Linked DNA regions of Mus musculus: region 2 is linked to region 1. Evidence: chromatin loops called from intact Hi-C (ENCODE). Cell type or tissue: left cerebral cortex. All regions are shown on one strand. Each heading gives the region's core, and the rest is flanking DNA. Links, peaks and the distances in the headings are about the cores only. Region 1 overlaps Myo18a (myosin XVIIIA). Region 2 holds the start of Nufip2 (nuclear fragile X mental retardation protein interacting protein 2).

Region 1 (15,044 bases), core at 5,208-9,207:
AAAAACCCAAGCTCATCACCCACGGTCAGTTCTAAGTACCCGTGGTCCTGTAGCTACTGTATGCTCCAGAAAGAGAATGATAAGTACTGCCCAAAAGGACCAAACCCAGCTCTCCTACCTTTTTTTTGTTTGCAGACAGAATTTCTCTGTAGACCCCTGGATGTCCCGGAACTTGCACTGTAGACCAGGCTGGCCTTGAACTCAGTGATCTTCCTGCTTCTGCCTTACAAGTGCTAGTATCAAAGGTGTGCACCACTACTGCCAGGTCTGACCTTTCCGCATGACACTGTAACAGGTCACCCAGTCTCACCATCCCACACACATATGCACACACATGGACAGGCTATCAGGAAACATACTTCTTGCTTTCTAGGGAAGTGGTGCTTCTTCCTAGGGGGTCCCCGGGTCCTCCTGGGACAATGCAGCTGTCAAAGGTTCTGTATCCCCGGGTTCCTCTGAGCACAGCAATGCTCACTGAAGCCTTGAATGCTTCAGAATTCAGGCTTTAATATAGGATGTAGTGCCTAGACCTTCCCGTCTCCCCCTCTCAGTCTCTGGTTTAATTGGTGGGGGAAGGAGCCCTGAGCACTGGGATTTCTAAAACACTCCAGATGGTGTCCGTTTTGTTTTTAATGTGTATGAGTGTTTTATTTGTGTTTGTGTGTGTGTGTACATCTCATGTGTGCCTGATGCCCAAGGAAGTCAGAAGAGGGTGTCAGATCTCCTAGAGCAGGAGCTGTAGATAGTTGCAAGCCATCACATGGGTGCTGAGAACCAAACCCAGGTCCTGAGCCCTCTCTCCAGCCCCTGCTTTTGGTATTTTGTGAAGCAGTCCCACTTTATGGCCCAGGTTGACTTGAAACTCATTATATATCCCAGGTCACTTCAAACCCTCAATTAATCCTCCTGCCTCAGTCTCCCAAATGCTGCGATTATAGGCTTACACCACCATGCTTAGTATGTTTCTTTGTTGTTGTTTTGTTTTGTTTGAGAGAGAGAGAGAATCTGGGCAGTGGTGGCACATGTCTTTAATCCCAGCACTTGGGAGGCAGAGGCAGGAGTTCGAGGTCAGCCTGGTCTACAGAGTGAGTTCCAGGACAGCCAGGGCTATACAGAGAAACCCTGTCTCTGGGGGGGGGGGGGGGGAGAGAGAGAGAGAGAGAGAGAGAATCTGGCTAAGCAGCTTAGGCTGGCTTTGAACTTGAGATCCCTACTGTCTCAGGCTCTTGAAGCTGGGATTACAGGTGTGTGTCCTCCAAACCAGGCTCCTGGTGATTCTGGCTTAAGCCAAGGCTACTGAGGCAGATATAAAGCCTAGTAGTAATGTGCCCAACTGTTGGATGGGTGGGTGGGTGTCTGTGTAGCCATGGGCAGGTGACTTTAATTCCCCGCATCTCTACATTGAAGATTATGCTTATTCTGTTTCTTCCCAGTCAATAAGAGGCAAGGACGGGCTAGAAAAGATTTAGTTCTCAAAGTTTGGTCCCTGAACCTACAGCATCCACATCAAGTGGGCACTGGCATGCTAAAGCCTCACTCACTCCAGCCTCTGCATCCAGAGTGCTGGGGCCCAGCATTGAGGCTTAGCCAGGCTTCTAGTAATTCTGATACACATTACAGTCTGAGAACCACTGCTTGGGACTGCAGAGTTGACTCAGTGGTTAAGAGCACTGACTGCAGCCGGGCATGGTGGTGCATGCCTTTAATCCTAGTATACAGGAAGCAGAAATAGGTAGATTGCTGTGAATTTGAGACCAGCTTCATCAACATAGTGAGTTCTGGGACAGCCAGGGCTAATAGAAGGGGGCGCAGCCAAGCTGAAGCCACCAGGGCAGGGAATCTCACTCTTCGTGTAGCTGTCTGGTGGGTGTTCCCAACCCATCCCACCCCTGCTCTCTGCACCCCCTCCCCACTTCCTCCCTCTGAGCCTCCCTCGGGCACCTGTTGCTTCTGGATCCGAATAATCCGGGAGGCTCCCCACCCTGTGGCTGAGAACTGGACTGTGGCAAGGGCTGTGAGAGAGAGAGAGAGAGAGAGACTTTGTGTGTGTGTGTGTGAGAGAGAGAGAGAGAGAGAGAGAGAGAGAGAGAGAGAGAGAGAGAGAATGAGAGGGAACAGAGAGAGAGAGAGAGAGAGAGAGAGAGAATGAGAGGGAACATGTTTGTTGGGTATGACCATGCTACTACTCAATAAAGTTGCCCTGTGACTAAATAAATAAATAAATAAATAAGAATAGAAGCCAGGCAGTGGTGGTTCATACCTTTATCTCCAGAACTTGGGAGGCAGAGGCAGATGGATTTCTGAGTTCAAGGCTAGCCTGGTCTATAGGGAAAGTTCCAGGACGGCCAGAGCTAGACAGAGAAACTCTGCCTGGAAAAACTAAAACAAGGGGACTGGCCAGATGGCTTAGCGGGTAAGAGCACTGACTGCTCTTCCGAAGGTTCTGAGTTCAAATCCCAGGACAACCACATGGTAGCTCACAACCACCGGCAAAGAAATCTGACGCCCTATTCTGGTGTGACCACCCCCCCCCACTCTAAATATTGAAAGGAAGGGAGGGAGGGAGGGAGAGAGAGCAAGAGAGAGGGAGAGAGGGGGGGAGAGAGAGAGAGAGAGAAAGAAAGAAATAGTTCTCTATGAGCTTGAGGGGAGCCTAGCCTACATAGTGAGTTCCAGGAGCTACACAATGAGACCCTGTCTAAAAGAAATAAAAAATACATAATACATAAATCTAAAAAAAATAATAAGCAAGAATGGAGAGATGGCATAGAGTAAAGTACGTGTTGTATTAACATGAGGACCTGAGGTAGATCCCAGCACCCAAGGAAAGACTCAGGCTCAGGAGCTGGACAGATGGCTCAGTGGTTAAGAGTAGCTCTTCTTCCAGAGGACCTGGGTGTGACTCCCAGCACCCACATGGCAGCTCACAACCACCTGTAACTCTAGTTCCAGGGATCCAATCCCTTTTTCTGGCCTCCATGGACCCAACATGCACCCAAACAAGAATAAATAAATCTCCTAAAACCCCTAAAATTGTTCAGCAAGGATATAGTCCACGTGGTTCTGCGTCTATAGCAATCCCTCTCCGCACAGTTTCATGGCCCACACTTTCAGCTACCTGAGGTCAACCCCAGTTTGAAAATATTAGACGGCCCCAGACATAAAGGTTTTATACGTTTTAAACTACACGTAATTCTGAGTAGCACGATGAAGTTTCCCATCATCCCACTCTTTCCTAGACAAGAATTTGTGCCATGAATGCCATCTGTCCAGAAGTCACTGAGTAGCCATGCTGGTTATGAGGCGGACTATCACAGGATCCTGGGGCTGTGTTCAAGGAACAATAATTCTACTTAATATAATTCTACTTAATAATGCCCTCAGAGATGAGAAGGTAGCTCAGTGAGAGAACACTTGTTCTAGTATGCTTAAAGCCCTGGATTCAATCGCCAGCCTGTTAAATACATAAATCCTGCCCCTAGAGGGGGAGTGGTGTGGCCAGAAACTCAGACATGCCAGAGAGAAACTCAAAAGTCCTTCCTACAGGTGAGAACACAGTAAGACTCTCTGAGAGAGTTGATATTTATGTAGCCTTTAACCACACCATATTGTTATTATTGCTGCTACTTCATTACTTACTGTTAATCTCTTACTGTGCCTAATTCATAAATTAAACTTTACCATAGGTATGCAAAGCTTTGGGGCATTTACTATGGATCTTGAAACACAACTCCCGTGGATGAGGGGGAAACCTCTGTACCATTCTATACAATCTCTCTCCGTGGAAGCACAGTGCACAGTGTGCACAACATATAATAATAACCAAATACTATTTTCAGTAATCTTAGGCCAATGTAATTTCTTACGCAAACACGCAGTTGAACTCACTGAAGTTTATTGTGTGTACGCCTTGACTACAGAGCCTAAGTCAGTGTTCTGAATGGCCATCAGTTCTTGTCATGTGTCTAAGCCATCAGGACCACTTTCGCCTCCTTCATTTGCCATCTGTGGAGACTGGTCCTCTAGCCACAGTCAACTCCACCTTGCATGCAAGCTGCTGTCTAGTTGCTCTACATGGCAGGCTGCATACAGCAAATCACGCCATGTACCCACAGCTAGACAGCTAGGTGATGGTTGAGATGGTCAGAAACCCTGATGAGGGAACAGGGAATACACACAAGCATACAGCTTTCCCTGACCTGTGCCTTTTTGTTGTCTGGCCCTGAAGATAAACACTGGGCAGCACTCAGAGCCCAGGTTTACAACAATTACATTGCAGACTGGAGCCACATAAAGTAGGACCTTGATGCTGGGGACAGAGTGGTGACCTCAAGAAAACTGTGTCCATCTGTCCCATGTCCATCACTCTGTAAGTAACCCCTAATAAATTCAGTTTTACTCATCAAAATTAATTTGGAAGGTTGTTGCTCAGTGGTAGAGTGCTTGCCTAGTGTGCTTGAAGCCCTGTGTTTAAGATCCAGCACAGCATTAGACACACATACATATACACAAACTTGAATAAGTCACTCTTCTGGTTATTGGTGCTGGGGGCATACTTAATTTTATATCTTCCTGAAAGACTTACTCAAAGCTATCCTACTCTCTAACACCAAGCACACAGTAGGTATTCAGCAAGCCACTGGATTTACCCAACTCATCTAGAAGGTACAGTAATAAGCTGGATGGAATGGGAAAGAGGATATCCACAGGGGGCCAAAACTTTAGTGCTCTGCATTGCTGTGCTGTTCAATCGATGAGGTGAGAGGTCCTTGGCCCTGTAGAGAGCTGAGTAGAGCCATGGGAAGCCAGATGGGAAGTTGGAGGAGGCGGGGGAAGCTGGCCCTGCAGCTAGTAGTGCTACATGTGTAACATCCCACGGGGAATGCTATGGGGAAACACAGTCTGGTTCTTTTCCATCTCTGGAGAACTGTCCTTTGAGCAGGCATGGGTAGAATGTTTGTTATGGTAACCTATCACTCGCCCACTCCTGGACTCTGCTTAGAGACGAGGCACATACAAGGATGGGTGAGTGGCAGTGACTTAGCTTCTGACTTCCCCTCCCCAAAAAACATGACCAGCAGAGGAAAGAACAAATACACCCCAACAGTCATAACTGAAGTACGAGTGCGCTCCTCCAGCACGGGCACAAGGAAGCTCTGGGAAGGCTCAGAGGGTGAGAACTTCTCTTGGTGAGGGGTCAGCCACACAGGGTGCAGTTTGGAGCCAGGCCATGAAAGAGAGGGGGGTTTATTTATTTATTTTTTATTCATCCATAAAAAGAGAGGGGCTTTATTTGTTTTTCGTCTATTTATCTGGGGGACAGGGTCTCACTATAATAGTACTCCAGGCTGGCCTCCAACTCACAGTGACCTTACTCAGACACACAAGTGCTGTTATTTTTTTTTTAAAGATTTATTTATTGATTATATGTAAGTACACTGTAGCTGTCTTCAGACACTCCAGAAGAGGGAGTCAGATCTCATTATGGATGGCTGTGAGCCACCATGTGGTTGCTGGGATTTGAACTCTGGACCTTCGGAAGAGCAGTCGGGTGCTCTTACCCACTGAGCCATCTCACCAGCCCACAAGTGCTGTTATTACACATAGTAGGTTTATCAGAAAATACATAGGGTGGAAACACTAAAACTGAGGTTCTCCTTAAAACTTTAAGGAGAGCATGTTCCCCTGCTCCAGCTGTCCCTCGTTCCTCCTGAAGATCTTGTAAATAAATATATATGTATATACATATATATGTGCATACACCACACACACACACACACACACACACACACACACACACACACACACACGTTTAGTTGGGCATGTTGGCCCACGACTTTAGTTCCTGCACTCAGGAGGCAGAGGCAGGTTCCAGGCCGGTCTGGTCTACAGAGTGAGTTCCAGACCAGGCAGAGATACACAGTGAGTCCCTGTCTTTAAACAAATAAATAGCATTTGTGTGTGTGTGTGTGTGTGTGCTCAGTCCATCAGGCTGAGATGGCTCAGTGGGTAAAGGTACTTGCCACCACGTTGGACAATCTGAGTTTGATCCCAGAATCCACAAGACGGAGAGAAGCGAATCCACAAACTCTCATTCATGTGTGCTGTAGCATGTTCATGCTTAACACACACATACAAATAACAGTAAGTAAATGTGAAAGAGTCTATAGGGTTGCAACACGGCTCAGCAGTTAGGAACGCTGACTGCTCCTCCAGAGGACCCAGGTTCAATTCTCAGCATCCACATGGTAGTTCACAACCATCTTTAACTCCAGTTCCATGGGATCTGGTGCCCTCACACAGACATACATGCAAGTAAAATACCAATGCACATAAAATAAAAATAGTTACAAAAAGAATCTACTGACACTCTTTTCATAAATGAGTACCAACGACATGTTTGTATTACTAATTTACAGTACCTAATAAAACAAATGGAACTTGTTGTTTAGGGAAGTTTAGGGAGCCCTGTTTCAAGCACTCAGCCCTAAGGACTTGGGAGAGACCACAGAACTTCTGCTTCCTGGGTAGGGGAGCGCCAGCCACCAATCGTGACAGGTGCACCCCATCAGAGGACGGCTGAGGTTCCTCAACAGCAGCTTTAAACACAGCATTTACAGAAAACGCTTTAGCAGGGGTGTCTCCATATTTTAATGACACTAAGTGATCAAGAGATACTGAAAGGGAAGCAGCCAAACTCCTTAAAGAAGCCGAGAGATGACCTCAAGAGGGTGAGGGCTGGTAAGTGGAAACCTGTACTGTCCGAAAAGTCCACACACGGGCAGCCGTAGTGGCCAAATCGGCCTCAGACCTGACTATCACTGCACTTCCTGTTCCGCCTAGCCGCCAGCGCATGGGTGGAGCCAGGTTCAGCGCATGCGCTAGGAACTCAAGAGCCACTCCGCCCTGCAGTGTCCCCAGATTTTCCGGCAGAGGGCAGCCTTCCCCTTCTCATGGACCTGCTGGCACAGCCAAGGCTGCAGATTTCACCTCTGGTGGACCCGCCCCCAGAAAGCGTCCTGGGGAGCTGAGGCTTCAGGGGGGCTGCAGCAGCAAGATGGCCTCTCACTTTACCCAGGAGAGAGATGGCAATGGAGGTGCAAAAATGCGCTGGGCGCCTATATTTTTTTTCATTACTAACTTATCCTTTGTACCTGAAATAGCACCAACACGTAGATGTTTACTAAGTGTTTACTGATGGAAAAGTGAATGAATGAATACCTGAGTTTATAGTTCAAAGATTTAAGCCACGTCTTGAGTTTTATAGTGGCGAGCGGCCTCAGACAAGCAGTAAGTGGAGTCAGTGGGCATAGGGAGGGCAGTCACAGATCTCTGTCCCAAAGACTCAAGGATCGGCCACTCCGGCCCTCCATTCCACCAGACTGCAGTTTTACACATCCAAAGGTTTGCTCAGAACCCTGTGTACGAGCGCACCATTTTTTTCTGCTCTACAAGAACAGGTGTCTACCCCCAAAAACTAAACCGTCAGATCCTGGATACATAGAAAGACTACCTGATTGGTGGCTCCGGGGGTACCGTTTCTCTTTGGGGATTCTCAGTCCCTGGGGATTTCCTCTGGCTCTGGGGATTTCCAAACTGCCTCTGCCTTTCCAATTTTCCACAAGGCCCAAAGCCCAGGACCTGTCTTGACGGTTTCACCAGGCTCTGCCTCAAATCTCAGGGAGACTTGGGTCTGAGTCTACTAATTACACCGCATTCACTATATTCACATCCCATCCTGTCTGGCTGACATTCGAGAACAAGCACAATGAAGCACTGTGTTCTTTTCATATAAACGACCGCTTTTCTCTATTTCCACAGAAGAATAAAGGAAAACCAGCTTAAGGGCTGGCCACACTGATTTAATAAAGCCCAAGGAAGGTCTTCCAGGGTGTGAAAGCTGGCATCCTCATTCTTAAAGGCAGAGAGGCTCCTTCAGGCACTCTCAGGTTCCCCTAAACAGAGGCGGGGGGTAGGGGGGCACACAGATCCTGTATTTGAAGATCTGTGTGCTCACTTCTTGAGGACCTTCCTGGGCCTGTTTCTAGAACCCTTTGAAGTAACAACAAAGCCAGCCCAGTCCCCACAGAAGCAGGAAGAGGTTTCTGCTTTGCCTACCTGGTCTCCGCCCCCACCCCCACGTGCAGAGCCCGCCAAACCCACTGGGCTTGTGAGCACCTGTGTGTTACCAAGCTGGGCAAGAGTCGCATTTGGCAAGGCGGGGAAATACTGCCATAGTGTGGTGGCACATTGCCAGGGACCTCTTGTCTCTAGGGCATCAGGATTCCAGAGTTGGTGAAGTGGGGAAATTGCCAGAGAACAAACCTTCCTTCCTGACAGGAAGGAGAAATGCCACCAGGCTCAGCCTGGGGAGGCGGGTGGGGGGAGCTCTCTGCAGAAGGAGATAAGAAGTAAGAACTGCTTCCCCGCCCCCACCCCACACTTCTAGGAGCCATCTGGAGCTGTAGTGTTCCACACAGTAGCCACTGGCCACGAAAGCAATTTAAATTTAAGTTACATTAAAAATACCAGGGATATTTTGTATTAAATTAAAATCAAGTAAAATGTAAAGTTCTGCTTCTCTGTTGCACAAGCCAGGTTCCAAGTGTTCAGAGGCCACGTGACCACAGGACATTTCTATTTTGCAGTGTGTTCTGTTGGTCAGTTCTGGCCCAGGAGGTCCCCCTCCAGGCTGCTTAAGGTCACTCTTGGCCAAGCGTCCTTCAGAGGGTGTCCCTGACTTGCTGCTGTCCTCCCCCGCCCCTGCCCACAGTCTGCTTACACCCTTGTCCCATGTGTGGAGTCTTGTTCCCTGGGCCTCAAAAAGAAATGGGGGAGAGAGAGCAGTCACAATTAGCATCCAGCCAATGAGCAGAAGCCAGATGCCACAGGGCTGGAAGGAGACTGAAGGAAAGCCAGCCTCCACCCCAAGGCGCCCCGGCTTGGGAGAAAGCCCCTCAGCCCAGCACAATCCGCCCTTGTTTCCACAGTCCTCGGGCCAGCACTGGGTAAGATGTCTGGAATGTAGCGGCCTGAGGGTTTCCCACCAGAGCACTGGCTGCAGGACTCCCAGAAAGGGGCCTAAGCAAAACCTTCAAGGTTCATTTCAAGGGCAAATAAAGTCAATGAAGTCACCTTGTCCCTGGCTGGCCAGGACTTCGGCCATGGGGTACTGACGGCCAAACTGGACATCTCCCTCTAGACAGCCTCATGGGACAAAATGAGGGTGAGGACAACGGACTCTGGGTACCTGCTGCAGTGACGCAGACAAGCCCTACTAAGCCTGGTTACATAGAAGAGTGAGACCACTGAGCGGGTCTGACTGGTAGCACATCCTACCACAGGGCCTGGAAATTTTCTCAGGGAAATCCACAGAAGAGTCTGCACAAACTCCTGTGTGTGGTAAGGATGACACCAGGAGATAGCAGGTGAGAGCTGCCTTTAAATCCTGCGCCTCTCTTCTTGCTTAGCCTTACTGGAGATGGCTGCTGGGAGCAAGACAGGCATGAAGACAGTTGACAACAAAGAGCAGAGTAAGCTTATCAACTGGAAAACAAACAGAAGACCTGGAGCTCAAAGGCACTGGTCCCAGACAGACAGAGAAAACTCAGCACGGTTTGAAGAGCGGGAGTGAAACTATAAAGAGCAGGCTGGAGCTCAGGGCAAGCTGTCCATGCTCAGAGGGACCCTGAGGAAGCTCAGGCTGCTTCCCCAGCTCCACTGGAAGGACACTGTGGGAAAAGGCACTACCCCGAGGACACGAGCAAAGAACACGCAGCTGCGTCCTTAACTGGAACAGAGCCTGCAGCACTTCTGCACACAGATGGTCTCACTCCAGACACCAAGCACTTCCTGGGGTTCAGAAGTGGATTGACGAGGGTGCTGCTCTCTCTCTGGAGCCCCGAATGATCGTCATCCCCACAGTCATCCCCACAGTCCTGGTCCCACCTGCTACAGTTTCAGTTAGCCACAGTCAACTGCAGTCCAAAACAACTTAATGGCAAATTCTAGAAACAAAGGATTCATCAGGTTTCTCATTTGATGATTTTGTTTTGTTTTTCTTTTCTTTTGTTTTGTTTTAATACAGGGTCTCATGTAGCCCAGGCTGGCATCAAATTTGCTATGTAATTCAAGGTGATCTTGAATTCCTGTTTCTCCTCCTCCACTCCCTAAGTGGTGGGATTCCTGGTATTGATCACGGCATGTGGACATTTGTAAGCTTTATTACAATGTTCGGTTAGGATTATTTTATCTTGCTGTTACTGTTAACCTCTTACTGTACTTAATTTATGAATTAAAATTTACCGTAAATACCCATGTACAGGACATAGTATATGTAGGTGTTGGGCATCCACTTTAGGTCTATTACCCTTTGAGGTGATGGGAACCACTTTAATAGTTTTTGAGGCGCTATTCAAAGTGATTTTAAATGCACTATGTCTGTCAGCCCTCACAACACTTATAAGCACCATTATTACTCTTGTTTTATAGCAGAGGGAAATAAGGCCCAGAGAGATGAAAGAATCTGCCCAAGGTCACTCAGCCGGAGGCAAGCCAGCCGAAAGCCACACATCACCCAAAATGTTACCAAAGCCATACATCAGTCCTGATGTCTGAGCCCTTCCCTCTGAGCTGCCTTCCTCTTCTTGTCCCAGATGAGCTGGGAGCGGCTCCTACAGACAGAACCAGCCCCTCACCAATCCCTATACGCACACATCTGCTTCTAAGGCAGCAGTACAAGCTGCAGGCAGGGGAGTTTTGAAAATGGGTGGGGGCTGGTGAGATGGCTCAGTGGGTAAGAGCACCCGACTGCTCTTCCGAAGGTCTGGAGTTCAAATCCCAGCAACCACATGGTGGCTCACAACCATCTGTAACAAGATCTGACGCCCTCTTCTGGAGTGTTGGAAGACAGCTACAGTGTAGTTACATATAATAAGTAAATAAATCTTTAAAAAAAAAAAAAAAGAAAAAAAGAAAATGGGTGGGACAAAAAGAGAACCCAGTACAGATTAGTTTACCCCTCCCCCATTCTTACTCTTTTAATAAGTTGAGCACTTTTAAATTTCTTTTTAATTTTCTTATGTATATGAGTGTCTTGTCTGTATAGATGTATGAGGTCAGAAGAGGGTGTTAGCATCCCTGGAATTGGAGTTATAGATGTGAGCCATCATAAGACCATCACAGGAAACGAACTCTGATCCTTTGCTAGAACAAGGGTTCTGGGTTTTTCAGAAGTTTTTATTACTTTTATGTATATGAGTACTCTGTTGCTGTCTTCAGATACACCAGAAAAGGGCATCAGATCTCATTACAGATGGTTGTGATCTACCATGTGGTTGCTGGGAATTGAACTCAGGACCTCTGGAAGAGCAGTCAATGCTCTGAGTCATCTCTCCAGCTCCAGAACAAGTATTCTTTTTTTTCTTTCTTTCTTTCTTTTGGTTTTTCAAGACAGGGTTTCTCTATGTAGCCCTGGCTGTCCTGGACCAGGCTGGCCTTGAACTCAGAAATCCACCTGCCTCTGCCTCCCAAGTACTGGGATTAAAGGCATGTGCCACCACTGCCCGGCCAGAACAAGTATTCTTAACCACTGAGTCATCTTTCCCCTCCAGCCTTTTGTTTTTGTTTTTAGTTGTCTTTGTGCTTGTTTGTTTTTTGAAGCAAGGTCTTATGTAGCCCAGGCTGACCTCAAAGTTGCTATGTAGCTGATGCTAAACTTGAACTCCTGATTCTTTTGCCTCCAACTCCCAAGTGATATGATAGATTACAGATGTACGCCACACGCAGCAAGATCCCTCTTCCAATGGCAGAGAAGAGACACCAACAGTGGAAGAAAACTCAGCCAGCTGAGTGAAGTGGAAACACTCAGCCCTGCCTTCTCTGGGACCCCCTCCTCTGCTCTGAAGCCATGCTGAAGGAAGTACTGGAGGCTAAGAGCAAAAACATTTTCCACATGTGTATTCGTGTTTTGTCTCCACATTTGTATGTGCACTACATGTGTGCCTGCTGCTCATGGAGGCCGGAGGAGGGCACTAGGTCTCCTGGAATTGGGGTTACAGTGGTTGTAAGCTTGTGTGAGATGCTAGAAACCAAGCCCAGGTCCTCTGCAAGGGTTACAGGGGCAGTCCCTAGGTCATTCTCACACTAGAGTCCTGCCAGAATCTAGTGGAGCATGAGCTAGCAAAAGTGTCTAAGCTAACACTGAGGGGTCTCCATGTGCCTGTGCAGTGTGCTTTGCTCCCACCAGCTAGGGAACGGGCATTTCAGGTGGGGATCAGGCTGGCACCCCTCACTTTCTCCAGTCCCCACAACCTAAACAAGAAACTCCTGTCATCCCGAAGTCCTGAGGTCAGACTCGAGGCCACAGTACATGGGACAGTGCCAGGCACAGATCAGTGCTGTGGGGAACAGGGCTGTTTGCTGTTCACTGGATTCCAGGAAGGCAGACCACAGCAGTGTGCGCCCATCCCCACCCCCACCCTACCCCCAGCACACCCTGTCTCAAACACCATAGCCCAGTTTCCCTCTTGATATCTATCCCTTCTCCTTACTCTCTGCATGTATGTGTGGTGTATGCACGTTTGTGTGTGTATGTGTTTGCCTGTGTGTGCAGGCCAGAGGCTGGCGTGAGGCATCTTCCTCTATCATTTTTCTGCCTTTTATTTCTTTTATAAAATTTTTTTAAAGATTTATTTTGTTTTAATTTCATGTGTATTTGTGTTTTGTCTCCACATTTGTATGTGCACTACATGTGTGCCTGCTGCTCATGGAGGCCGGAGGAGGGCACTAGGTCTCCTGGAATTGGGGTTACAGTGGTTGTAAGCTTGTGTGAGATGCTAGAAACCAAGCCCAGGTCCTCTGCAAGAGCTGTAACCTCTTCACCGCTGAGCCAGCTCTCCAGCCCAGTTCTTCTTTTCATCAGGGTTTATCACTGAAACTGGTGCTCGCTGAGGAGTTAGTCTGGCTGGCTAGTGCTAAGACTCCATGATCCTCCTGTCTGTGCCTCCCAGGGTTAGAATTATAGGCATATGCTATACATGTGGCTTTTTATGTACTTACACTGATCAAAACTAAAGTCCTCTATCCGTTTACCCACTGAGCCATCTTTCCAATTCCCACTTCTTTTCTCTTCTTTTCTCTTCTTTTCTTTTCTTTTCTTTTTTTGGTTTTTCGAGACAGGGTTTCTCTATATAGCCCTGGCTGTCCTGGAACTCACTTTGTAAACCAGGCTGGCCTCAAACTCAGAAATCCACCTGCCTCTGCCTCCCGAGTGCTGGGATTAAAGGCATGCGCCACCACGCCCGGTTACTTCTTTTCTTTTTAACCTCAATACATGCCCAAATGAGTGGGGACTTGGTCCCCGCCTGTGTTCACCCTAGGTAACTGAGGCATCTTCTCAGAAGGATGAAAGGCTATGTATGCCAGGCTCCGCATGAGCTGGGTCCCCTCCAGAGCCTGGAGTGTTGAGCTTTAGGCTGTTACAGCCTGGAGAGCCCAAGGGAGCGAGGCAGAAGACAACGCCAGCCGGGACTGGGCTTCTGCCGTCAATTCTACAATCAAGCCAGTTCATTAAAGAGGGAGGCAGGAGGCAGCGCTCCACCGGCAAGAACCTACACAGGAGACAATATCAAACCTTTGTTTCTTGCTGGGCCTCTAGAAGGTTCTATTTAAACCTCCAAATACTGTCCATTCAATGTGATGGGTCTGTGCATGAGACTGGGTGTCACAAAGGGTCATGACGTTCTCAAGCTGCCTGACAGTGCTGTCACCACTTGGCCTCTAGCCCATGCCACCCAGGGCTGAGAGCTAGCTTTCTATGGGAGCCTATAGTTCTACTGAAAGCACGGCCTCCTTCCTCATAGGACTGTCAGTCTCCTCCCCAAACACAGTGTGGCCCAAGCAGGTGCTCCCTGACGCCTGTCCAGACTGCACAATGGCTGGGGGGTTCCCTGTGGCCTGCAGCCATCTCTCCTCCCCACCCCCTCCTCCAGCGCCTAGGATGGCCTCCAAGACCCACTGCTGTGGCCTGGGTGAGATCTCCCTCCCCACATACACCCTGTTTGCCACAGGGCCTGGCAGTGAAGTGGCGTTAGAGGAGGAAGTGAGTCAGCTCCTTACAGAAATGGGAATGGGAGGGAGAAGAAATGAGATCAGGGGACAAAGGGCACAGGAGCTGCAAAGGTCACCAAGAAAGGAACCAGGCCCTGGAAATGTTGAGCAGACAGATATGGTTGACAAACTCAGGAGAGTCACCTCCTGCTGTGAGGGGGGGCAGTGGGACAGAGAACCTGGTGCTGGTAGGCAGGCCCCACCTGAGGATGGAATCTGAGGCTACTCCCCTTCCTGTTTCATGTCAGGGCTGGACAAGGCAAGGCCTTGTGGGAAAGGGCCAGCCTCCTCTCTCCTCTGGCTTCCTCTTTCCACTCCTGACTTCTTCAGTTCAGGTTCCTCGGGACCTGGCCAAGGGAAGGAGAGATCTCCAGATCGGCTTGTCAGGGCTGAAAGTCTACCAGCCTGAGATCCAAGAGTATAGCAGTTCCCACAGGCCTGGTGCTCCTGTTGCCCTCTCTGGGGGCCTCCGTACCCATGTGGGAGCTGTCCCCAGGCCCCAGCTGGAATTTGTTGCTGAGACTGGAAGAGGTCCTTACCAAGAACCTTCCCAGGCTGCCGACATTCCAGCACGGAGGCAGCCTAGGGAAAACAGCAGGAGGGAAGAGGAAGCCTGCAGCCCAGGCCGCATTCCAACCCCTCAGAGACCTGCAGACAGCCAGATAGGCACATTCCACTAGGGTCTCCTGGACCGGACATTGTAGGCTCCCTTGTAACCTAAATCTCCAGTGGCTCATGGGGATGCCCCTGAAGAGGCAGCAACTGGGTCTCTTCCTACCCAGGATCCTGCTCCGGACACCTGCAGAACCTCATTCTCCTATATTATGAGAGATGCCAAGTCCTAAACACATAGGAGATAGTTGGTGAGTTCCGGCAAGAGCAGCAACTTACTGCGGACAGGTCACTAGAACCAGCAAAGGAGGAGGGTTCTATCA
Region 2 (15,044 bases), core at 7,355-11,354, 110 kb after region 1:
TGTGGTGCAAACAGAAAAGCAGACTAAAAAGTTCAAAACACAAATTCATCTTCTTAGTCAGGCAGTGGTGGGCTCATGCCTTTAATCCCAGCACTCAGGAGGCAGTGGCAGGCAGATTTCTGAGTTTGAGCCTGCCTGGTCATGAGCCTGGTCTACAGAGTGGGTTCCAGGACAGCCAGGGCTACACAGAAAAACCCTGTCTCAAAAAACTAACTAAATAAGTCAGTTATTCTTCTAGAAAAAATGTAGTTCTTCATCCCTTCAATATGATGGGCTCCTTTTTCCTACAGATTAAAAAACTCACTACCAAAATGAACCAGTATTTTATTAAAAAGCAGCATACACCTTTAATATTAGCACTCAGAAGGCAGAGACAGGCAGGTATTTGAGTTCAAGGCCAGCCTAATCTACATTGCTAGTTCCAGGATAGCCAGGAATATATATATATTGTCTCTAAAAACAAATTACCACCTGCAGTATGTACTAGATGTTTGTTTATACCCAAAAGAGTAAAAAAAGAGATGAAAGGATGCAAATAAAAACTACTGTTTTCTCTTGGTGTGATGGAGGACCCGACACCTTCAATCTCAGCATTCTGGAGGCAGAGGCAGGTGGGTCTCTGGTCTACAAAAACAGTTCCAGCATAGCCAGGGCTAGACAAAAAAAATCCTGTCTCCAAAAAAAGGAAAGTTATGCTATTCAGCAATTTTTCTTTAATTTTCCAGGTAAGGGATCTACCATGACTTAAGTGTGGAGGTCAGAGGATCACTTGTGGGAGTCAGGAATTGGAAATCAGGTCATAAGGCTTAGAAGCTGGTGGTGCCTTTGCCTACTGAAAGCCATCTCTATCAGCTCTGTTGGTAGGGTTAGGGTTTCTAGGTGGAGGCTGTTGAGTTTGTAGTTTGTTTTGGGTTTTTTCAAGACAGGGTTTCTCTGTGTAGCCCTAGCTATTCTACAGCTTGCTCTGCAGACCAGGCTGTCCTCAACTCAGAAATCCTCCTGCCTCTGCTTCCCAAATGCTGCTAGGATTGCACTACCATTGCCCTGTGTCAGAAAATACATTTTATGGATACATTTTAAGGAAGTTCTTAGTTCCCTGCTTGGCATTTATTAAGTGGCTAGGGAACAAAGATTTAAAGGTACCACCACAGCAAATTCCTAACATAACAGTTATATTCAGTCATTAGCCTGAAACTTGAAGTGTATCTGGTCCCTTCTTATTTATGAATGATGAAGCAACTATCTTTCTTTAGACTTTCCAAATAACTGGAACAAACACATTCCACCAAGTCTAGCACTGGTTCCTTTACATGACTTTGCTACTATAGAAGACTCAAAAAAAACCAAAACCAAAAACCTGGTCTTTACAAGGCTGATTAAAGCCAGGCGTGGTAGCAGGCCTTTAATCCCAGCACTCGGGATGCAGAGGCAGGTGGATTTCTGAGTTCGAGCCTGGTCTACAAAGTGAGTTCCAGGACAGCCAGGGCTATACAGAGAAACCCTGTCTCTAACTCCCCCCCGCCCAAAAAAAGGCTAAAAATCCATGTGCCTGTCACTATTTGCTTAAATTACTTTAATAAACCACTTGGCACTTTTTTAAGGGAAAAAAGTTTGATACTTATCTTTTCTAACTCTCAAAAACATTGCCCAATTCATTATAAGCAACTAAAACCATGAATTGTTTTGCTAATAAAATAATATATACACTTTGAGAAGCAAGAGAGGGAGGCCAAATTTGGTGGCATACACAGGCAATCCCAGCAGCAACTAGTATGTAGAGGATCAGGATTTAAAGCCCATTTGGGTAATTTAAAACTTTGACTCTATCACTTAAAAAAAAGAAAGAAAAAAAAAAAAAAAAACCTGAGACCCAATACAAAAAAAGGCTATCCTTTAAGGGACATGAAACCTCTATCTAATTATGTGATCAACTGTGCCTTTATTGATGATTTTACGTTGGAAAACTACAGTCCTCTAAACTTTAATAAATTTTCAAAAATTTCAAATCAATTAACAATTAATTGATACTAATTCTTACCCAGTCATTCATAATATAGAATATCAAATATACATGTACACACACACACACACACACACACACACACACACACACAATCAGCCCATTGGAATCTTAGAAAAAAAACAAATGAGTTACCTTTAGTGTGATATACAATAGCAGCCCTCAGGTCAAAAGAACCCCAGCTATCATTCCTTTCTAGGCCTCTCTGGTATCTCTGTTCTTTGGCGGAGCCTAACAAAGTGTTCGTAGGAGAGGCCAGGGGATTTTGATTTTCTATTTCGTAGTCCTTTGAGAGAAACACTAAAGCACCTTGACTACTGGTGTCTGCTTTTTGCAGGTCACCTATATGACTGGGGTCCAAGGATAAGGCTCCACTCTCAGTAGTCCCAGGTTTTAGAATGTGACCCAGAACTTGAGGACTAGTCCGTTTTTCCAGCTCATAAGCCTTGGGAAACACAGGATGCTCAGTTCCTGAGGGAATTATTTCAGCACCCTGTGAAACCAAAGTGGCAGGATATTCTCCTTGAAATGTCACTTCCATCACTTTATGATCTGATGACTTTCCAATAACAGTCTCTGGGCCAGCACTGGGCTCATTTATAAATGATAAACCCCATTGATTCTGGAAGATATCCCCCAGGTTTTGCTGATCTGTCTGAGAGGGCAGATCTACTTGTGCACTTAACAGCACTGTTTGCATATTTGAAGGGTAGATAAAAAGGCTAGATTTAATTTGTTCAACGGCTGCTGAAGCCAGACTCATGTCCTGAAGAACAGAATCAGTCCCAGTAGAGATGGGTGTTAAAGTATTAGCAGCAGTCGTTAGCAGTGGCTGACCCCCAGATGGGTACACACTTCCATCAGTTCCTGCTAAAACAGGCCCATTAGAAAAACTGGCAGAAGTAACAGATTTCAGAGCTGACATCGGGACCTGGGATAACCGACTTGAAGACTGGGTCTGAGTTTCCCCAGTAGATGATGATGATGAAGATGAAGATGGTGACACGGAGGAGTTCTGTACAGTTTTGTTGAGGTTTTCCTTAACTTTGCTTGCATAACTTATTTTAGGAACTATTTTTGCACTGCTATTGTCCACTGGAAAAACTGGGGGTGGCTTAAACAAGGTCCATGAGTCCTCTTTGGAGGCAGCAGCTGAGGCATGCTTTCCTTTAGGCCGATCATCAAATTTTTTGCTACTCAAACCAGGTTTAATATCAGAGCTTTTACGAAGCACGTCACCCATAGCAGGTTTTCCACGACTTGTTCCTCCAGGTCCAGTTTCATATTTCCAAATAGGCTTTGAACCATCTACTCGCATTCCCTTTTGTTCACTATAGTCAGGCTTTAAAGTTTCAAGTCCCTGTTTTAATGCTGGGACACTAGTCTCTTGCATTATTTTGTCCTGCACTAAATTAAGGTTTTCACAACCCTTGGCACTATTGCGCCTAGCTTTCCTTTTTTTAGGAGTGGTATATCCACTCTCAGATCCACTACCATCATTATCTGCTCCTTTGCTCATATAACCATTAGTAATATAGCCTGAACTACTTGTTATAACACCATTTGGAATTGCTATGGTATCGGTCTTATCTACAGCCTGGGTCTCTCCAGATTTGTTTTCATAAGACTTCCCATTCTTTTTGTCCATACTGTTTTTCTGAATAAAATTCTTGGTTTTGATTCCTGCTTTTCCAAAGGTGCTGGTCTTTACAGTCTGCTTCAGGCTTGTTTCTACAACTTGCTGGTTGCCATTAAGGACCCTGGAAATAGGGTTGGTAGCTTCATCAGAACTGAGGCTCTTTAAAGATATTTCTCTTTCTCCAGCATTACCGTTTATTTCACCATAGCCTATAGAAGGAAAACAAAAACAAACAAAACACATACATTTAAATCACAGTAGTACTAAGACCAAACAACTTTACTGAACCCAATACTAAGCTGTATTGTAGGGTTTGTTGTATCTTATCTTTATGTAAAGAAACTTTATGTAAAGAAACTTTTACAGATTATGATACAGGGTTCAATGTCTAGGCAGAGGCAGACCTAGGACACAACTCATATCAGGTCCATCTTCTGGGCCAGTAGCCAGAATTAACTAGAAAGATCAGGACCTTTCAAGCAGCATGCCATAATCTCCTCTAAATTATCTAAACAGAATAAACCTTATGAATTATATCAATGAGTCTGCTAGAAAAACTGAAGCAAGATGATTATTGCATGATTGAAGCCTTCCTGAGCTACAGGGTGGAACCCTGTCTCACACACTATTTAGAATCAGTGCTACTTCAGATACAATAACCTGTAAAAGGAAAATAAAAATAAGGCTGTGGCCTTTGTCTCCCTTGTATGACCACTGAACTCAATCCCTAGTACTGAACCTCCCTGTACCCCCAAAGAGTATACTGAGGGCTAAAAGTGACTAGTTGCCAATGAATTTCAGACAAAGCCATAAGACCTGTGGACTTTTCCTCTTCTGGGATGACTAAAGATAGCTACAGTGTACTTACATATAATACAGAAACCTTAAAAACAAACAAACAAACAAAAAACCCAGCATACCATAAAACATGAAACAAAAATATGTAGTAACCCTTAAGACTCATTCTCAGCCAGGCCTCTTTATGCACGCCTTTAATCCCAGCACTTGGGAGTCAGAAGCAGGTGGATTTCTGAGTTCAAAGCCAGCCTGGGCTACAGAGTGAGTTCCAGGACAGCCAGGGCTACACAGAGAAACCCTGTCTTGGGGAAAAAAAAAAAAAAAAAAAAGACTCATTCTCTTACTTTTAGCTTCTACTTGGTTGTTAAAGCACCAGGAGAGAAAATGTTAACATCCAGGTCACAGAGTAACAGAACTAGGAATCTGTCTAGGACACATAATTTCCTACCTGCTTCCAACACTTTCATGCTCACAAAACTACAATGAAATGAATTTAGTATCCTAAAGCAGTCAAGTACTTGAACATAGACTTCTTTTTACAACTAACATTTGTTTTGTTTTGTTTTTAAGAAAATCATGTTTTTCTGTGTAGCCCTGACTGTGCTGGAATGCAAAATCACTGAGCTCAGAGATCCTCCTGCTTCTGCCTCCCAAGTGCTGGGATTAAAGGCGTGTGCCACCACTGATCAGCTTACAATTAATTATCTCTTATTAGAAGTGATTTACTGGGGGGCTGGAGAGATGGCTCAGCGGTTAAGAGCACTGACTGCTCTTCCAAAAGTCCTGAGTTCAAATCCCAGAAAACACATGGTGGCTCACAACCATCTGTAATGAGATCTGACTCCCTCTTTTGGAGTTGTCAGAAGACAACTACAGTGTTCTTACATAGAATAAATAAATAAATCTTTTTTAAAAAGTGATTTACTGGTTAAATCACAGCTTTCTACTCACTAATAAAATAGCAATTAGTTTTATCAATTGTTTTATGACCTCAAAAGACCTTTGGGAAACCCTCAATTCTAACAATAATCAAACAACAAATACTTTTCTTCTGTATGAACTTCCAGAAAAGAACACAGTTGCACAAAAACCAACTATAGACAATATTTTTTGTTTGTTTGACATAGGATTTCTGTGTACCCCTAGCCACCCTGGAACTCACTGAGTTTTGCCTGCCTCTGCCTCCCAATACTGGAATTAAAGATGTGTGCAGCCACTGCCCTGCATCAGAAACAAACATACTGCCATGTATCAAGTTCAATTCTCAACCCTTAGTAGTTAGGAAAAAATTAATTCCATATTCCCAGCATTACATTACCATTTTTCTAAAAACTGACAAAAATAGTATGTGGTTTTGTTTTCTATAACATTTTCTTTTAAAAAATGCAAAATGTTAAGCCAAGTCTAGATATGTATCCCTGAAATTTTGTCTCAAACAAAAACAAAAATTAGGGGCAGGGAGACCCAAATCAATAGATTTGCCTGGACCAAAGGCAACCAAGGAAAGAACTACTTTACCATCTACTATAAGTTAAGCAATACCTGTATCTTCTGGCTCATTAATCATAATTATATATATATATATGTGTATATATATATATATATATATATATATATATACATACATATATATATATTAAAAGGTGGGCAAGCCGGGTGTGGTGGCACATGCCTTTAATCCCAGCACTTAGGTGAGGCAGAAGCAGGTGGATTTCTGAGTTCGAGGCCAGCCTGGTCTACAGAGTGAGTTCCAGGACAGCCAGGGCTATACAGAAGCCCTGTCTCTGAAAATTAAGAAAACAAACAAACAAACAAACAAAAATTCACTTAACTACATATTTGTCTCCCTATGGCCTTGACATGCACTAAGTATGATAAGTACCTTTTAAAGCTTAGATATTTAAGAAAAATGTGAAGATGGTAGTTATTACAGAAAGCAATTAAAGAATCCCTGTGTCTTTATTATTTAGGGTGCCATGAGAACTCCACTTCAAATGGACTCAGCAAAACTTGAGTCCCAAATAAATCTAGCTTTTAGATTTGACACTGCAATTACTCAACATGTTTTGTCTCCTGTGCCCTCTTCTGGATCCAGAAAACCAGTTTCTCATAGCTTTGGAAGTAATGGTTCATAAAAACTTGTTAAGTATTTCCCTAGCATTTTCTAGATTTTTTAGCACAGTACCCAACGACCAAACCACATACGGGAAAGCCGCTGAGCCCAACTGTTAATAACCTCTAAATTTCCTAAACCCAGTTCCCTCCTCATTCTTCATCCCAGGTTAAGACACATTGTGAGGAGGGCCACCTTCAATGAATGGTTCAGGGTCTGCCTTTCTATGCAGTGAGGAGCCCTGTGGGGAATACATAAACCTCATAAAAGACAAATTCTGAATCTGTGAACAATACCACTGGGCAACCTTGATACTTTCTCACCTCATGAAAAGCAAAACTAATACAGTTACATAATTCCTAAGTTTCTAGGCTGCTGTAAATCCTTACAATTAAACACTTCTGCTCTATCATCAGTCCCTACTACCCTACAAAAGAAAATCTGATATCCACTCAGCTCTGCCTTCAAAGTTATATTGTCTACAGTAAGTTTTTCACCAGTAACTTACTTGTATTACTTGAAAGACTAAGTTTAACACTTCTTTCTTCATTCCCTTTTCAGTTAAAAACAAAACAAAACAAAACAAAACGTGTGAATATATAAACTTTGATGCTTATTTTAAGTAGCTCAAGGCTCCACATTTAATGTTAAATAATACTCAGTTAGGGGATGGAAGTCGGTTTTAAAATGCACCAAAACGCCTCTTAACCACCAAAAAGGTCTTGTCCAAGGTAAAGGGCTGGTGACAACCACATGGACAAGTCACTTCCAGTTCATAGTTAAAGAAACAGGAAAGCCAAAACTGCCCGTGTTGTCCCACCCATTAGAGCATCGGATTAATCCCTCCCACAAAGTCACTACCCAGCTCAGAAGTTTAGGTGTTCGGTGGAAAACGAATGGAACAAAGTTTGAGAGGTTGTTCCCCAACCCCCCCCCATTTTTTTTTTTTTTTTTTGGGTAGGAAATGCGCTGCTATAAAGAAAAAAGGCCTAAGTGAAAAAGCCTCCGAGGCGGAGTCGTGAGCGAACCTGGCAGGAGATGAGATTCCTGTGGCAGAGAAACTCGTGACCCGGGAGCTTGGTTCCCGCTGGGTACCCCACCCGGCCTCAGGCACCGCCTCTCCCCAAAACGAATCCCCCTCGCCCCTCGCAGGCCAGCGGAACGCTACGGCCACGGCCGCCGCCCGGGCCTCCTTCCCCCTTCAAGCTCCTCTTCAAGGCCCGCTCCCCGCCCGCGCCTCCCGCCGCACCCGGGAGCGGGAAACGCGGCCGTCGGGCGCGCGGGGCCACGGTGCAGGCCGCTCCCCTCGTGGCCGCTTCCCTCCCCCACCCCAACCGCCCCCGCCCCTCACCCCAGGGACCCGCCCGGGGCCGCGCGGCCGCCACCGGGTTACACAACCCCGGCGCGGCGCGGCGCGGAGGGGGAGGGGCGGCGGGCGGCGGCCGCCCGCAGTGCGGGGGGGACCCGGAAAAGGGCCGCAGAGGGTCCCGGGGCAGCCGGGCCGGCGTGCCGTGTGGCCTTCGGCACCCTTCCCCCTCCGCTCCTCCGCCGGCCGGAGTCGGTGACAGGAATCAGCTTCCAACATGGCGGACAGGAAGCGGCCCCGCGAGGAGGAGAGAACATTCCAGCCTCGCCGGCTCCGAGGCGAGCGGGCCAGGGGCGCCGGCCTGCGGAGAAGCCCTCGCGGACAGACAACGGGGTCCGGACGCGCAAGACGGGCGTTTAGGGGTGGAAATGACCCGAGGGACGATAGGGTCCCCCACACACCCAGACGGCAAACCCCAAGGCCACAGGTGGGCTCGGGGCGGCGGGTGAGCGAGGACGCTTCCTCAACTTAGCCCTCAGCCCCGCTCGTCGCCGCCTGCAAGCGGCTCTCGCGACACCACCCGCATCAGGATGGATTCACTAGGCCTGAATTACATACACCTCGGGGGAATTTTTTATTTTATTTTTTTAGGGCGGCTGAGTTTCACCCCCTTCTTAGGGGCCCCCACATTCAGGCAACTCCAGGGCCCGCACTAGAGGGGAAAAAGAAGATGAAGGCTGGACTTCCAAGGCCGAGGGCACAGCTCTGCCTCCGGCCGGCCGGGGCGGGGACCGAGGAAGGTCACGCCGGCCTGGCTGGGCCTCTCCCATGCTAAAGGGAAGGAGAGGGCGCTGCAATCCCCACCTCGCGGCCCGGCCCGCGCCCGGGAAGAATGGAAGGGGGCATCCCCGGCCCGGCGGGACGCACACCCGGACCGGGTCCGCGCTTTTCCCATCTAGCCCCACCCCCATCGCTTCCCCCCCCTCCAATCCAGTCCCCCTTCCCCCACCGCCCTCCCTCTCAGACCTGTTTTCTTCTTCGGCGTTTCCTGGTGCTGCTGGAGGGTGTGTTTCTGCTCATGTTTCAGCGGCTTGGGCTGGGCCTTGGGGCTGCCCTCGGCTCCATGCTGCAGGTATTGGTGAGGCTGCTGGTGATGGTGGTGGTGGTGGTGGTTGTGGCTGTGGTTGTAGAAATAATAATGGTGGTGGTGGTGCGACTGCTGCTGCTGCTGCTGCTGGGGATGATGGTGCGGATGGTGGTGGCTGTGATGGTGCTGAGGCTGTGGCTGGCCGGGCTTCTCCTCCATTGAAAGCGGCTGGGACTCCCTGGCTGAGGCTGCGGGCTGCTGCACCGTCAGGATCTGAGACTGCTTCTCCGCGCTCGCTCGGTATATCTGAGCGCGTCTCGCCAGCGCACTGGTTAAGCGAGAGGATCTGCGAGATTGGCAGCCGTGCTCCAGCAATGAGGAGCCACGCTGCGCGTCAAGCCCCGCCCCTAGCTCAAATCCTCTTCCCTTCCCCTTCGCCACCGCCGCCTGGCCAACGCCACTTACCCTATGCAACCTCACAGGGCCGGGCCTTCAACGTCAGCATTATGGCTCTCTCTTCTATCGCTTTCTCTCCTTCACCACGCAGTTAGCGAACAGCACTTTCTACACTCCTCACACCGAGCAAGCTGATGTCGAGTGTAGCAGATTCCACTGACGATTCTACTGGCGCTAGGAGCCATCTGTTGGTTTTGCACCTCCTAGAATGTGTTGGGTTGTGAGTGTGTGTGTGTGTGTGTGTGTGTGTGTGTGTTTAATTCTTTTCCGGGTAGCCAGAGAGGAAAGCTCAATTTCCTTAACCCTTAAACCACGAAGGGGGCAATTCAAAAAAGAGGAAATAAATACATTTTTAAGAATACAAGAGCTTCACAACTCGATAGATCGTTTTCGTATTCTGGATTCATTTTGCTTTGTATTCATATGCTAATCTCTTCCTTTCCACGGAGGGATTATAGGGTTCCACAATAGGGTATCTGTGTAATTTTCTAAAAGGGGACAAAGGGCTTAAATCATTGTTTCTTTGTAGTTGAAAGCAAGAGAGAGGGAGGAATGAAAAAAATCTACACTGAAGTTTTTTGGGTGTTTTTGTTGTTTTTTTAATCAAACACTGCAGGTGAGGTCAACTATGGAACCAAAATAGATTTTAGACTAAGACTTTCAAAAGTGAAATAAAGGAGAAAGGAACCCTTTAAAAGTTCTTAAGGTTTGGGTTTTTAAAACATTTTTGTATTAAATTTAAGGAAAACATTGAAATGTAAAGGTGTATTTGCAATTTATGCTGTTAATTTAACCTGTTATGATAGGAAGAAGGTTGTGATAAGCACAGACACGGGGTACCCTCGAAATATATATTTGGGGGACTTGGCTAGGAGTTTTGTTTGTTTTGGACTGGTTTGTTTTTGAAACAGACTATGTAAACCTGATTGGCTTGGAACTACCTAAGTAGAAGTGTCTGGCCAACTAAGAGATTCCCCCTGTTTCTGCCTCATGAATGCTGGGATTAAAGTCCTACACACACCAGCATACCCCAGCCAATGTGCTATTGCTATTACATGAATAATTGCTTTAAAATTCATTAAATTAGATATACATTTGTCTATGTATTATAAGGGATTTTTTTTTTTTTTGGTACAGCCCTGGCTGTCCTGGAACTCACTCCTGTAGACCAGGCTGGCCTCTGCCTTCCAAGTGCTGGGATTAAAGGCATGCCCCACCATCACTGCCCTCCCCCCAAGGGAAAATTTAAATGTAAAGTTTACCATCTTACTTTGTATTTGTTTTGTTGTTTTGTCTTTGTTTGTTTGTTTGTTTGTTTGTTTTTGATCTTCCTCTGTATCTCTGACTGGCCTGTTATTCACTATGTAGCCCAGGCTAGCTTCAAATTGTTTCAGTCCCCCTCACAAATACTGTCATTGCAGGCACTAGAACCTATATCTCTTGAAACCCCATACCTTTTCAATGATAAAGCCCTTAAGGCTGGAGGAATAGGTCAGCTGTTAAAAGCAGCGTTTTCTGCTCTTGCAAAGGACCAGAGTTCAATGCTGAGCACTCACACAGCAGCAGCATGATCATCCATAGCTCTAGTTCTGGGGGCCCAACTTCCCTTCTGAAGTCCAAGGGCACCAGACACACACGTGGTACACATAATTAGGTGTATTTTGTATGTGTGATTTTTTTTTTTATCCCCATGTGTATATGTTCACCATGTGTATGCCTGGTGCCTGCTAAAGTCAGAAGAGCTTTGTCAGGTCCCTTACATGTGGCATTAAGAATGGTTGTGATCCCAGTACTCGGGAGGCAGAGGCAGGCTGATTTCTGAGTTGGAGGCCAGCCTGGTCTACAGAGTGAGTTCCAGGACAGCCAGGGCTACACAGAGAAACCCTGCCTCAAAAAGCAAAGACAAACAAACAAACAAAAAGAATGGTTAGGATCACTGTGTGGGGCTGGGAACTAAACTTGAGTCTTCTGCAAGAGCAACAAGAAGTCTCAGCCACTGAGTCATCTCTTCAGCCCTGTTTTAATTATTCATTTCTGTTTGCTTAGCATTTATTGTTTTGGTTTTTTGTTTTGTTTTGTTTTGTTTTGTCAGAGTCTCTTATAGCATAGACTAACATCCAACTCACTTTCAGTCAAGGATGAGCTTGAACTTTCGATCCTTCTACCTCCCACATGTTGGTATTTCAAGTGTGTGCTACCATAATGTCTTTAAGATGTATTCATATTACGTTACATGAATAAAAAGGTCTTTCCTTTTTTTATGACTAAATATTTCATGGTGAGTAAGTATGCTTTGGGAAGGTATATATACAACATTTTTTGTTATGAATTTATTTGATAATAGGTATGTATTTTATAGCTTTTACAGTGTGACTGGAAAAGTAGAGATGGCAGTTGTCGATGAGTTTGTGGCCAGCCTAGTCTATGTAGCTGAGGTAAGGCTAGCCAGGGCTGCCTAATAAGACTCATTAAATTAAACAAGTGTTCTTTGACTCTGTGTGTGTGTGTGTGTGTGTGTGTGTGTGTGTGTGCAGTGCCCTTAGAGACCAGACAAGTAGGATACCCTAGAACTAGAGTTATTGATAGCTGTGATCTACTCTTATTGAGAACTAAACTCAGATCATCTACCAGAGCAGACAGTGCTCTTAAATACTGAGCCATCAGGGCTGGAGAAATGGCTCAGTGGCTGAGAGCACTGACTGCTCTTTCAGAGGTCCTGAGTTCAATTTCCAGCAACCACGTGGTAGCTAGTATCTGTTTTTTTCTTCCCTTTTCTCTCTTCCTTTCTCTTCTTTCTGCCTTTCTTTCTTTCTTTCTTTCTTTCTTTCTTTCTTTCTTTCTTTCTTTCTTTCTTCCTTCCTTCCTTCCTTCCTTCCTTCCTTCCTTCCTTCCTTCCTTCCTTTTTGTTGGGGAGTAGAGGAGTGGTTTTTGGCTTTTTGTTTGTTGAGACAGGGTTTCTCTGTGTAGCTCTAGATATCCTGGAACTCACTATGTAGACCAGCCTGGCCTTGAGCTCAGAAATCAGCCTGCCTCTGCCTTCAAAGGAATGCGCCACTACTGTAGGGTGATATTTTTCAGTATGTAATATTTGAAGATATAATATAAATATTTTTTCTTTTTATAAAAATAGTGGGGTTGGAGAGATGGCTCAGCAGTTAAGAGGACTGACTGCTCTTCCAGAGGTCCTGAGTTCAATTCCCAGCAACCACATGGTGGCTTACAATCATCTGTGATAGGATCCAATGCCCTCTTCTGGTGTGTGTCTCAAGACAGCTGTGGTGTACTCATATAAAATAAACAAACAAACAAATAATCTTTTTAAAAAATGTGTGTCTTATGGGTGTTTTGTGTGCATGTCTGGGTACCACATGTGTGTCTGGTGCCTCAGAGACCATAGGAAATGATCAGATACTTTAGAACTGGAGTTATAGATTTTTGTGAACTACTAGGTGGATGCAGGAATAGAATCCCTGGCACTTTACAAGAAACCATTCTCTCAACCACTGATCCATCTCTCCAGGCCCAGAATATTTTTTTTTTTTCTTAATGAGAGCCATCTTAAACCTGAATCCTTCCCTATTAAAATGTTACTAACATTTTGAGATTTGACTTAGCAGTATAACCTCAGGTCCTACATGGCCTTTTATGGTCTTCATCCCAGCACTATGAAGGCTGAGACAAGATGATGAGTACAACGTTGAGGACAGCCTGGGTTACATAATGAGTTACAGGCCAGCCAAGGCTACAGAGTGAGACCCTGTCCCAAAGGATGGGGAAAAAATATGAAAGCAAAAAAACAAAAACAGGCCAGCCTGGTCTACACACTGAGTTCCAGGACAGCCAGGGCTACACAGAGAAACCCTGTCTTAAAAAATTAAAGAAAAAAAAAAAATGGACTGGAAAGATGGCTCACTGGTTAGGAACACTGACTGCTCTTCCAGAGGTACTGAGTTCAATTCCCAGCAACCACATGGTGGCTCACAACCACCTGTAATGGGATCCAAAACTGTCTTCTGATGTGTCTGAAGACAGTGACAGTGTACTCATATACATAAAATAAGTAAATAAATCTAAAACGAAACAATAGAAAACCTGCACAACAACAAAATCAAAGTCACAATTTTTATCTATAGGGCATGACTGCATATAAAAAAGTAATGCGAAGGGAAGCTGAAAAATAAAAACAAAATCTGTTTAACTGTTACATTTGAAAATACTTATTGGGGCTGGAGAGATGGCTCAGAGATTAAGAGCACTGACTGCCTTTCCAAAGGTCCTGAGTTCAAATCCCAGCAACCACATGGTGGCTCACAACCATCCATAATGAGATCTGATGCCCTCTTCTGGTGTGTCTGAAGACAGCTACAGTGTACTTAGATGTAATAATAAATAAATCTTTTTTAAAAAATTAAATTAAAAAACCAAAAATACTTATTGAACAGCTTCTATTTGTTGCTTTTTTTTTTTTTTTTTTTTTTTTTTTTTTGGTGTGCCAGGGGGTGTTGTTATTGTGAAATAGGGTCTCATTATTGTAACCACAGATGGCCTGAAACTCACAGAACTTTACCTGCCTCTGCCTCCTGACTGCTGGGATTAAAGGTCACCACAGTCAGCATGTTTAGATTTTTTTATTGGAGACCAGTCCCAGTAGCCTGAAGCCCACTGTGTAGCCAAGGTTGTCCTTGAATGCATTATTCCTTGTCTCCACCCTCTAAGTGCAGGTATTCCAGGCAGGGCTCATCACACTTGGCTAATTAGTGAACATTTTCTCTTTACCAGCAATTATGTGCTTTTTTGGAATTTTGCTGTTTCTCTTTGTACAGTTTGGGAGATTAAGCAGGGTTGCAAGACTACAATTATCAAATGAAAATCACTACTCAAACACCTTATTTTACATGTGCCTTTATGCTTTTATGTTGGGTACCATTGCAATTTTGTTTGTTTGTTTGTTTTTTTTGAGACAGGGTTTCTCTGTATAGTCCTGGATGTCCTGGAACTCACTTTGTAGACCAGGCTGGCCTCTGCCTCCTGAGTGCTGGGATTAAAGGCCTGTGCTACTATGTCTGGCTAGTTCCTGCAACTCTGCATCCCTGATATAGACATAGATAAATTTTATATCAGAACTGAGATGGAATTCTTTTCTGTTCCACTTTTCCCTTGTTTGGGCCGATTACTAAGCCCCTCTAAAATTTTTCATCCGAAAACCTAATTCATGGGTTTTAATGAGGTAGGTTTAAATAAAGTTGCTAACAAATACTTTTTAAAAATAATTTACTTCTATTTTATGTAAATTGGTTTTTTTGACTACATGTATGTCTGTGTGAGGGTGTCAGATTCCCTGGGAACAGGAGTTAAGGACATGTGGGCACTGGGCCTCTAGAAGAGCAGCCAGTACTCTTAACGGCTGAGCCATCTTCCCAGCCCCCACTAACAAATACTTCTAATGTCAGTAAATGATACTGTTTTAAATATTGATGCTACAAAATGATGTATTTTATATGTTGTGGTCTGTATTCCACCACAGCCACTACCACTACCACCTCAACCCCTGCCTCAAGGAAGGGTCTTCTTCCTATTTTATCCAAACTGGTTTTGAATATCTGTGCTCAGTTTGGAACTAACTTT

The links. Peaks named below come from ENCODE experiments on the same cell type or tissue, not always from the same donor. Only the 100,000 strongest peaks of a DNase experiment are listed, where the experiment ranks them.
Region 2: it touches region 1 in a loop (2.9-fold over the local background); 5 of 42 quality-filtered maps call a loop at or near these places.

The regions. Positions count from the first base shown.
Region 1 is chr11:77,785,244-77,800,287 of GRCm38, reverse strand. The region is part of intron 1 of Myo18a (myosin XVIIIA); the gene reads right to left. It overlaps Gm10277, which reads left to right and starts at 11,666. Exons shown (of 1, transcript XM_030246464.1): 1 at 11,666-14,878. The coding sequence starts at 14,145. The coding sequence ends at 14,789. In left cerebral cortex, for the core only: a CTCF peak has its summit at 6,926 (motif pointing right); DNase peaks (open chromatin) are centred at 7,410, 7,702, 8,210, 8,906 and 1 more place; H3K4me3 peaks cover 1,003 bases; H3K27ac peaks cover 2,533 bases.
Region 2 is chr11:77,680,366-77,695,409 of GRCm38, reverse strand. Nufip2 (nuclear fragile X mental retardation protein interacting protein 2) reads right to left here and starts at 9,271. Exons shown (of 4, transcript NM_001024205.2): 1 at 8,903-9,271; 2 at 2,156-3,868. The coding sequence starts at 9,182. In left cerebral cortex, for the core only: no CTCF peak of the experiment used is centred there; DNase peaks (open chromatin) are centred at 8,196, 8,389, 8,688, 9,358 and 2 more places; H3K4me3 peaks cover 2,796 bases; H3K27ac peaks cover 2,508 bases.